2 separate regions of the Homo sapiens genome follow, and region 2 is linked to region 1. The links are chromatin loops, found by intact Hi-C in ENCODE. Cell type or tissue: ascending aorta. All regions are shown on one strand.

What was found. A loop is a pair of places that touch in the nucleus more often than their neighbours do. Peaks named below come from ENCODE experiments on the same cell type or tissue, not always from the same donor. Only the 100,000 strongest peaks of a DNase experiment are listed, where the experiment ranks them.
Region 2: a loop joins it to region 1, with 3 times the contacts of the local background. A loop is called at or near these places in 1 of 110 quality-filtered maps.

Annotation. Positions count from the first base shown.
Region 1 is chr4:155,676,710-155,681,709 of GRCh38, reverse strand. The region is part of intron 2 of GUCY1A1 (guanylate cyclase 1 soluble subunit alpha 1); the gene reads right to left. Among named protein-coding and RNA genes, the nearest start is that of GUCY1A1, 12 kb to the right of the region's middle. In ascending aorta, no CTCF peak of the experiment used is centred here; a DNase peak (open chromatin) is centred at 2,159; H3K4me3 peaks cover 786 bases; H3K27ac peaks cover 948 bases.
Region 2 is chr4:156,951,770-156,956,769 of GRCh38, reverse strand. The region is part of intron 1 of PDGFC (platelet derived growth factor C); the gene reads left to right. Among named protein-coding and RNA genes, the nearest start is that of PDGFC, 18 kb to the left of the region's middle. In ascending aorta, no CTCF peak of the experiment used is centred here; a DNase peak (open chromatin) is centred at 1,949; H3K4me3 peaks cover 1,677 bases; H3K27ac peaks cover 3,680 bases.

The sequences.
Region 1 (5,000 bases):
TGTTTAAGGACTGGAGAAAGTATTATGACTATGACAGAGAAGCAGCAATTAGAAAAGTACAATGAGAATGAATATGAAAGAGGACACGTGTTCGAAAAGAAGTGTATGTCACAAGTCTGAAGAGGGTAAGGAGGACTGAGAAAATATCATTTGATTTTTAAATTAGAAAGATGTTTATGGCTTTTAAGGCAAAATTTTGAATAAGAATAGTAGACTGAAAGTGGAAGAAAATAAGGAGTTATAGTGATAAAGTACTACACTGTAACTGAGTACAGATTACATTAAGATCTGTGGATTGGGAAACAGCAAGTTTGAAAGAAGGATTGTGAGGATATGAAATCCTTTTCTTTTGTTACCTATATTTGTAGCTTTCTGTAAATAGAAATACTTACTATACAGAGCACAAAAGTTAGCTCAAAGTACAGGGTCTTTGACTTCTGGTTAAATTGCAGAAAGTCACAAGAGACTCCCACTCCAACACTAATAATGAGAACAAGTGAGACAAGCTCTGCAATCATAATTTTTTTAACCCATCAGAAAGCATCTATGAAAACTATAATTATTGAGTCATACTTGATGATGAAAGACTGAACACTTTTCCACTATTATTCAGGACCAAGCAAAGATGCCTGCTCTCACCACTTCTAATCAATATTGTACAGAAGTTAGGTCCTAGCCATTGCAATCAGTTAAACAAAAGGCCAAAAGGTTGCAGGTTTATGTGCACGTGTGTGTGTGTGTGCATGTGTGTGTGTGTGTGCATGTGTGTGTGTGTGTGTGTGTGTGTATCCAATCGACCCTTGAACAACACAGATTCAAACTCCATGGGTCCACTCATATGCAAATTTTCTTCTGCCTCTGCCATCCCAGATGTAGCAAAACCAACCCCTTATCTTCTTCTTCCTCCTCCTGCTCAAAATGAAGACAACGAGGGTGAAGATTTTTTATAATGACCCACTTGCACTTAATAAATGGTAAATATATTTTCTCTTCCTTTATGATTTTCTTTGTAACATTTTCTTTTCTCTAGCTTACTTTATTTTAAGAATACAGTATATAATACATGTCAATCAACTGTTTATGTTATCGGTAAAGCTTCCAGTCACCAGTAAGCTATTAGTAGTTAAGTTTTTGAGGAGTCAAAACTTTTATGTGGATTGTTGACTGTGCAGGAGTGTCAGTGCCCCAACCCCTGTGTTGTTCAAGGATCATACACATGCATGTGCACACACACACACACACACACACATATACTTAAAATTGTTCATGTAGGAATTCCCAGTGGATATACAAAATAACTAGAACTAAGAAGTAAATTAAGCAATGTTTCAGGATACAAGACTGATATACAAAATTCCATTATAACTTCTGTACTAGCCACAAATACTGGAAAATAATTATTTTAAAAACTCATTTATGATACTGTTAATAAATACTTAGCAATAAATCTAACCAAAGGCTTACAAGACTTTTACACTGAAAACTACGAACATTCACGAGATAAATTAAGGAAGGTCTAAATATATGGAGAGATATATACCATGTATAATATTGTTAAGGTACAAATTTTCTCTAAACTGGTTTATAGATTCAATGCAATTCCAATCAACATCTCAGCCATCATTTTAGTAAAAATTGACAAAATGAGGCTAAGATTTCATTGATGACATAGGATAGCCAAATTAATATTAAAGAAGAAAAAATAGCACTGAAGGACTTATATACCTGCTTCAAAACTTAAAAAGTTAAAGTAATCAAGAAAGTGAGGTATCAGTTTGAAAGGGGTGACAAAGAGATCAATGAGATAGAGATCCACAATTGTGTTTACAACAAAGGTGTCAAGGCAATAAAATCAGGAAAGAAAATATGTTTGTTTGTTTTTTAATAAAAATGCCATTGGAACAACTGGAAATCCATATAGAAATAGAAATAAACTTTTATCCACACATCATACCATATACAAAAATTAAATCTTAATGGACCATGCCATGGTTTGGATATTCGAACCTTCCAAACTTTATGTTGAAATCTAATCTTCAGTGTTGAATGTGGAGTGAAATGGGAGATGTTTGAGTCATTGGGCAGATCCCTCATGAATGACTTGGCACCGTTCTCACGATAGCCAGTGAGTTCTTGCTCTACTAGTTCCTTCAAGAGCTGGCTGTTACACAAAAGCCTGGTGTCTCCTCTCTCTCTCCCTCGCTTCCTCTCTCTCTCAGTAATCTCTGCACACGCTGGCTCCCCTTCACCTTCTGCCATGAGTGGAAGCAGCCTCATGCTCTCACTAGAAGCAAATGCTGGTGCCATGCTTCCTGCACAGCCTGCAGAACATTGAGCCAAATAAACCTCTTTTGTAAATAAATTATCCAACTTCGGGTATTCTTTTATAGCAAAATAAACAGACTACGACAAATCGTAAACCTAAGTACGAAAGTTACAACTATAAAACTTACAGAAGAAAACATAAAAGAAATTCTTTGTGACCAGGTTTGAAGCAAAGATGCTTAAATTTGAAAAAAAAAACATGAAATATTTAAAAAGAGCATGATAAAGTGGACTTCATCAAAATAAAAAAAATACTTTGGCTCTTCAAAAGACATTATTACATAAACAAAAACACAAGTCATATACTAGAAGAAAATATATGTAACACACAACAGCAAGGGAGTTTAATTCAGAATATACAGTTTTCCAACTCAGTAAGAAAATAAACAATTCCATTTTAAAATGGGCAAAACATCTGAATAGACAATCATTAAAGAAGGTATATAAACAGTCATAAACATTTCTTCATATGCTCAATATTATTAGTTATTAAACAAAAACCCATTAGAATGGCTAAAATTCTAGAGTTCAGCAATGTCAAGAGTTATTGGCAATGTGGAATAACTGGAAATCTCACAGATTACTGGTGGGAATGGAAAACAGTTTGGCAGTTTCTTAAAATGCTAGACATTCAACAAATGCTATTGTTTATAAGCAAAACTTGGGTAATTCACAAATCATCAGGAAAACTTGCAATGTGGGCAGAAAGGTTACCATAGTAATTACCATAGTAAGTAAAAGTGTGAACCCTCCCTGGCTACAAATACCGGTTCCATTATTAATTAAATGTATGACATTAGGCAAGTGACTTATCTACTCTGTGCATCATCCATTTTTTCATCTGTAGAACAGTGATGAGAATAGAACATTCCTCAAGGGATTTGATTAAAGTAATGCAGTTGTATTAATGCTTGGAATGTAAAATGTACCTAAGAAATGTTCACTATTATAAACTGGACTTGATATAAAATTATTGTAAAAACCTTTATGTTTACCTTGTTCAAGACACATTTGAGTTAAAGCAGCATTTCTCGAAATGTGGTTTGCAAACTCTTGGGGATGTCCTGAGACCTTTTCAGAGGATATGCATGGTCAGAACTATTTTCATAACAATATTCTAATATTATGCACCTTTTTCATTCTCATTCTCTCACAGATTGCAGCAGAGTTCTCCAGAGACTACATGACATGTGATGATGTAATCATTCTAATGGAATTTATATTTGTGTAGAATTTTCTAAATTAGTAGGTTTAAAGTATAAGTGTACATTTTTGGAGATTAACGCAGTTTGTTCTCAGAACTCTATTATTTTTCCTAACTATCAGTATACTTGTTATAATGTTTGTAATTTCATTATTGTCTAATAATTTATTATTTTGAAATCTTGAAGTTTTTCTTGGTCTTAAATGTAAACATAAGAAGTAATTCCACTTTGCTAATTTTTTATATAAACTTATTATTTTAGATTTTAATATTTATTCTAAGACCAAGTCTATTGATTTTTTCATATATATACATATATATATATTTTTGAAATGGAATCTCGCTCTGTCAGTCAGGCTGGAGTACAGTGGCACGAACTTGGCTCACTGCAACCTCCGCCTCCCAGGTTCAAACAGTTCTCCTGCCTCAGTTTCCAAAGTAGCTGGGATTACAGGCACCCACCACCATGCCCGGCTAATTTTTGTATTTTTCATAGAGATGGGGTTTCACCATGTTTGACCAGGCTGGTCTCGAACTCCTGACCTCAGGTGATCTGCCCACCTTGGCCTCCCAAAGTGCTGGGATTACAAGTGTGAGCCACGGTGCCCGGCCTGATTTTCTTCTTATATTTAAGGATGGATTCTTGGCTTAAAAAGAGGAAACTAGAACACTTTTTCAATCCACGGCTGCACTATCTAGGACTGCCATTGTGAGCTTATAGCTATCCAATACTTAAAACTTCCTGATGAGATCAGTGGTGATAGTCATGAAGGCTAACTTTTGACACTGTATAATGAAGTGTGTCACCATTTGGAAAATGTATAAATTTCAATGGACCAATATTTTCCAAATGACTGTGATCCTACATATAAGCTGATGAACAAAATCATGTATGAGTAAAGGATCCATTCCCAAGCATTCTTCAGGATCTTTCTCTTATAATCACATTACCTAATCTTCCCTTAGAATCTTTCATCAACTAATCTGATTATTTATTCACTCACTCATTCATTCACATATGCCAAAAATATTTATTAGGTACCTATTACTACATTCTAAAGGACGAAATTTCAGGGATTAAAAACAAAAACAAAGAAATAAAAACAATCCAATCCTAGTTCCTTAAGGAACGTTTTGAGTAAAGGTTGGGGCGGACAGACTTAGACCACACAAACTCAGTTCAGTGTGATGTCATGACAGGTTGTGATGGGGACATGAAGAATCTGCATGTGCCCCTGTACAGTACATTGGTAAACATGTCCCTGAAAACGTGACACTTAAGGTGAGCTTTGTAGAATAAATAGGAAATAGCGAGGCAGAGACAGCAAAGTAAGGCATTGCAGGAGCAGAAAAATAAATGCAAAAGACAAAGACTGGAAAACAAAAAAAGGTTGGGAATTAATTGCAGCTAAGACAACATGACCATAACACACTACTCAAGGAAGAGAATGATCAAGAATAAAGCTGCAGT
Region 2 (5,000 bases), 1.3 Mb before region 1:
AAAATATATAATATAGTATGTTAAGTAAGCATGGAATTATTGTCAAGCTAATAAGTACATATTAACATTGCTATTTTTAGGTAAAATAATTATCTTTACATTTTTAAATTTCCTCATTCTCACTGTCATCCCAAACCAGGTGCTGGTTACCTATGACCTAAACTGTGGCAAAGTGTTCTTATTCTTCCTTCTATGACTCAGGCTTTTCCAATGCCGTGTCACCCACAATCGATCATTTGCAGGAGGTTAATGTCAGATAATCTTCTTATAATAGAGTTCTGGTTGTGTCTACTCTAGTCAAGCTTGGATTGGTGCTTCATAAACTGTAATATACATACAAATCACCTTATTAAAATTCAGATTCTATTTTAGTAGGTCTTGAGTGGGACCTAAAAGTTTGCATTTTAACCACCTCACAGGTGATGCTAATGCCATCGGACTGAGGACCAAACTTTGAGTAAGGAAAGTCTACATTGTTGTTCTCCATGGCTACTGTGCTGTCACCCCAGTCTTCTAATACAAAAATTACACAAAACTGACCTCTGCTCACCCCAGAGATCTGTACTTTCCTAACTCCATGTATTGCTCTGCCAACTCTTTCAAACAATAAATTAATTTAATCCAATACACAAAAGTGCGTGTTGTGGTGATTACTGTGTCACATCCTGAAAACAGGTAAACAAAATGTCCTTTGTGTGCTTGATGTTCATAATCAGTGTTGTTTGTATTACACTAGACATATGCTTAGAATGCCCAAGGACTCAGGGATGTTCTACTTTTGGGTCAGGAAGGGCTTCTCATGGGGTTATCACTGAGTAGGGTCTTGAAGGACAAATAATTCACCGGAAAAGGAAGAGAGAGTTCTAAGCAGATGGTGCGGACTTGTGAGAGAGTACAAAGCCTATTCAAAAATGAACTACTTTTGGTGAGAAGTAAGATTGAAAAATTATTCATTAATTTTGAGGGCTGTGTCAGACATACTAAGAGCATGTTTAGATGCAAACTCATGAGATGCTTGGGCACCACTGAAGGACCTTGGCTGATGGGTAATGATTATAGCCTTCTGCGCCAATTCCTAATAATAAGGGTGTGTCTTTTTGTTTATGCTTGTATTCTTACACCTATAACAGATCATTAAATATTCATAAATTAATCAGGTTTGATTTTTGTTTTTTAAATGCATTTTACATTTTTCGTATTATTATTTTATCAGCAAATAGGGTTTTTCCCAGCTTTGAGTATAGCTGACAATTAAAAACTGAATGTTTACCAAATAAAATGGAATGTTTTGATATATGTATACATTGCAAAAGGATTACCACAATCCAGCTAATTAATTTATCCATCACCTCACGTAGTTATCTTTTTTTTTCGTGGTGAAAACATTTAAGACCTACTCTCTAAACAAGTTTCAAATATATAATTGTTTTCTTTCCAAAATAAAGGTACTTCAGGATGATTGTAAAGGACAGAGAAGCTAGAGGCTGGGACAGCATTTTGAAGGCATTTGCAGCCGTTCAGATGCCAGACAGTGGAAAAATAGCCAAGTGAGTTAGTGCCTGGGGTGTGGAATGGAAGGGAACCATCATCTCTCCTTCATGCTGCGTGTTCAAAGCCAACGTGGATTTAAGGCCCTGTCTGACTGGTCCCCTCTCCGCCCCATAAAGCCTTCCCTCTTGCCTTCAGTCTAATATGTCTCTCTTCTCTAAACTCTCAGAATAGTGCAGAATTGACCACTTTCTACCTTGGATTCTAATTATATATGTGTTTTAATCTCCCATAATTTTCAAGTGTCAGAGAATAAAATGTTGAATAATCTCTAGCCTAATGCCCCACTGGATGGCAGATCTTTTAAGTGAAGTGAAAACAGCCCACTTAGACCCAACACAGCTTGTTCTGCTGCAGTCTTGGCATCTGGTGTCATAAATCATCATTGATGGGTTCTAAACGAGTCATATGCCTTATTTCACAGCTGGGGGATGCGCCTAACGTCTGGCTTCATTTTAAGGAACTACAAGGGGCTAACTGGAGAGCCTCAATCTTTTTGCTTAGACTGAGTAAAATGAATGCACAAAGAACATGATTGGCAAAATTATAATGATGACTGCTTAGAATGTTATTTCCTCAATAAGAAAAAAAAATGTATCATTTCCAGGAAACTTATTTTTAAACAGGGAACTTTAGGATAAAGTTTTATTGCAATCAATTTATTATAGAGAAGAGCATGACCATCGCAAGTTCATTTTCAGTAACTTTGACGTATTTTTTGTTTTGAATTATTTCCCCTTTTGCTCTTTCTAGTTAACATAAGATATAACTCATGTGCTTTCTTATTTTTAGTTTGTTTTTCTCTTTTGCTTTGAGGTTTTGAGATTGACAACTGTGATTTATCCCAGAGAAGGCAAAAATCTTGAAAAAGTCAGTCTTTTAAAAAGTCACTCAAAGAATATAGTTTTTTTTCCCTTGGAAATAAAGTTGATTTTCTCAGCTCTGATCCTATGAGATTATGGGCAGAACTAAATAGTCCTTAGTTCTGGCATGTGGACAAAACAGAAGCAGACCCTGGAGAGAGAGTTCAAAATTCATGACAGTAAGCACATGTTCGGTATGCCAATATTTATGGTGTCACAACCAAATTGAAACCATAACCCTCTGCTATTTACGTAAGTATGGTGCCCAGACTGCACAAGGTTATGCCTATGTTTCCCAGTAAATTTAAGGCAATAGAAATGTTCAGTACCCCTAGAGACCAGACTATTTATTTTCATGTTCATTTTGTTTCTCTATATGAGGCAGAGTGAATTGTCTTAATTTATATTCATATTTGAAGTCAGCCAGAATGAGAAGGAATGGCATTTAGTGAGGATAGAGAATGGTTTTGTGCTTTCATATGTAATGTATCCAGGCCATTGTGTCCTGGTATTCTTAGTTTCTGAGCTGGGGTGAGTTGGGGGTATTGATTATTGATAGTGAACATAGACTGCTTCTTAGATGGGTAAAGCTCAATGTTCGTATCTTACGTCTTATGCTCTTAGAGAACCTGGGTTTCACCACTTTGGTCAAAAACAGACACACATACTGTTGGTAAGAAGTCATGTTTTATGTCTTTTTATAGAAACTTTGAAAGTATTATCATTCTAAAGTATTTATCGTCCGGTAAAATTTTAAGAACAATGAAGTTTCAGAACCACTATTGAGAGTACATCTTTTTTTCTCTACTTTTTCAAGACAAAGATATCTAGTAACTTAAATTATAGTAACATCGTCATGCACTTGTACAGCAATATAAATGAGAAAGATAATAGAAAAACCAAATAGCATATCACATTTGCTGAATGTGAATACGTTCTTAATGAACCTTTTTAGAATCTCAGACTCCTTCTGATCCCTTTACCATTAGTTGACTTTAGTCTAGAAAACAACTTGGACAGTAACCAGATTGCTAGGTGTCTTTAGTAAGTTGGCTGTTTGATTTGGCTCTTTGAGAGGTGGTCCTATATCTCTGTCAAGGGAAAGTTTTTCAAAACAATTGGTGACTGGAAAATGAGGAATGTTTTGTGCAAGAAGGGAGGCTTTCTCGTTTACAGGATAAAAGACATTTTGGAAGAGTAACTCCCAAGTAAGCAAATGAAGCTTGACTATGTAAATCCTTTTACTTAAGGGATAGAATCCAAGATATTTAAGAAGTCATTTTATTTCTTGAGTTCAGTTATTTAAACATTGTGCTTAGGCTTTTTGTTGGTACTCCAAACATTTTATTAAGATTTCCCTTGGTGTTTTCATAAAAAGACAAAATTCATTATGTTTTATTTGTAAATAATTGTCTTAAACCTAGATGAAAGAGAAAACAAACTTTTCTGTATCATATTCTTTCAGACTAGTTATTCAGTGTTTTTTATGCCCCAAATTTGAAAATGATCACAAATTTTTCACTGATCTGTTTATGTCTAATTTTGGTGCTGGAAAAATAAAAACAGATTACTTAGGGTGTTTAAATCCTGTACAGATTAGTAAACAATACCAAGGAAATTTACTTGGTGTTACTAGAAGGTTGAGGAAGGTTACTGGCTTTTGCAGTCCATTAGTAGATCAATTTGTTAAATGTTTAGTGCTAGGAATCTCATTTATCAGGAAATATCTTAGGCATTGGGGAGAATTGGCCTGTGGTATTTACATTTTAGTCTAGTTGCCAAAATTGATTTTCACGTTTTGTGTGTGACTTAGCTCTTTGTACTGCAGTAGATACCAGGTTAAAGCATAGTTCATATCTTAAAACATTAATAGATTTTGTTTCAGTGCTGCCAATAATTTCAGTGAGTAACAAAAAAACTCCACACTTTCATTAAAATGTTCTTAATGATTTCTGTTTGATTTTCTACGTAGTGATAAATGTTGCCATTTACCCCAGCGGTTTAATAACAACAAATAAGTATTACATTTTGAAGAAACTTGGCAGTATCATTGAATGCCAGTGTGTAATAGCTAATCTATAATTTAGGTTAATTCCATCATTAGTTTGTGACTTGAAATTCTTTGTTTCTGACTGTTTCATGACTTCTTTAAGCACAAAGAGGATATTGGTAGAATCAGGTATGTAGCAAAAGGTCTAGAAATACAGTTTTGATTATTTGAAACACTAGTATTTTAAAATCCAGCAGATGCATTCCTTTGCCTAAATATATTGTGTCTTATGCTATAAAGAGGACACATTTTGTTTTGTTTTAGTGTACATATTAAAACAGTTTATATCCCAAATAAGCTAATATGACTAATGGTTGTCACTGCCCTAATTTTGGGGAAGAAAGTTTGAATCAGAAAAGTGTTCTTGGAAGAAGAATACTCTTTTTTCCTATCTATTTAGGCATTCACTGGAACTTTCTTTACTTCTAAAATTTATGCTTGAAATGGCTCAGAGTTTGTGTATGTGGAGCATATTGGAGGCTGATTGTATCTGTGAGTTTAGGAAAGACTTAACTTGATCCCTTGTGCAATGAAGTCTT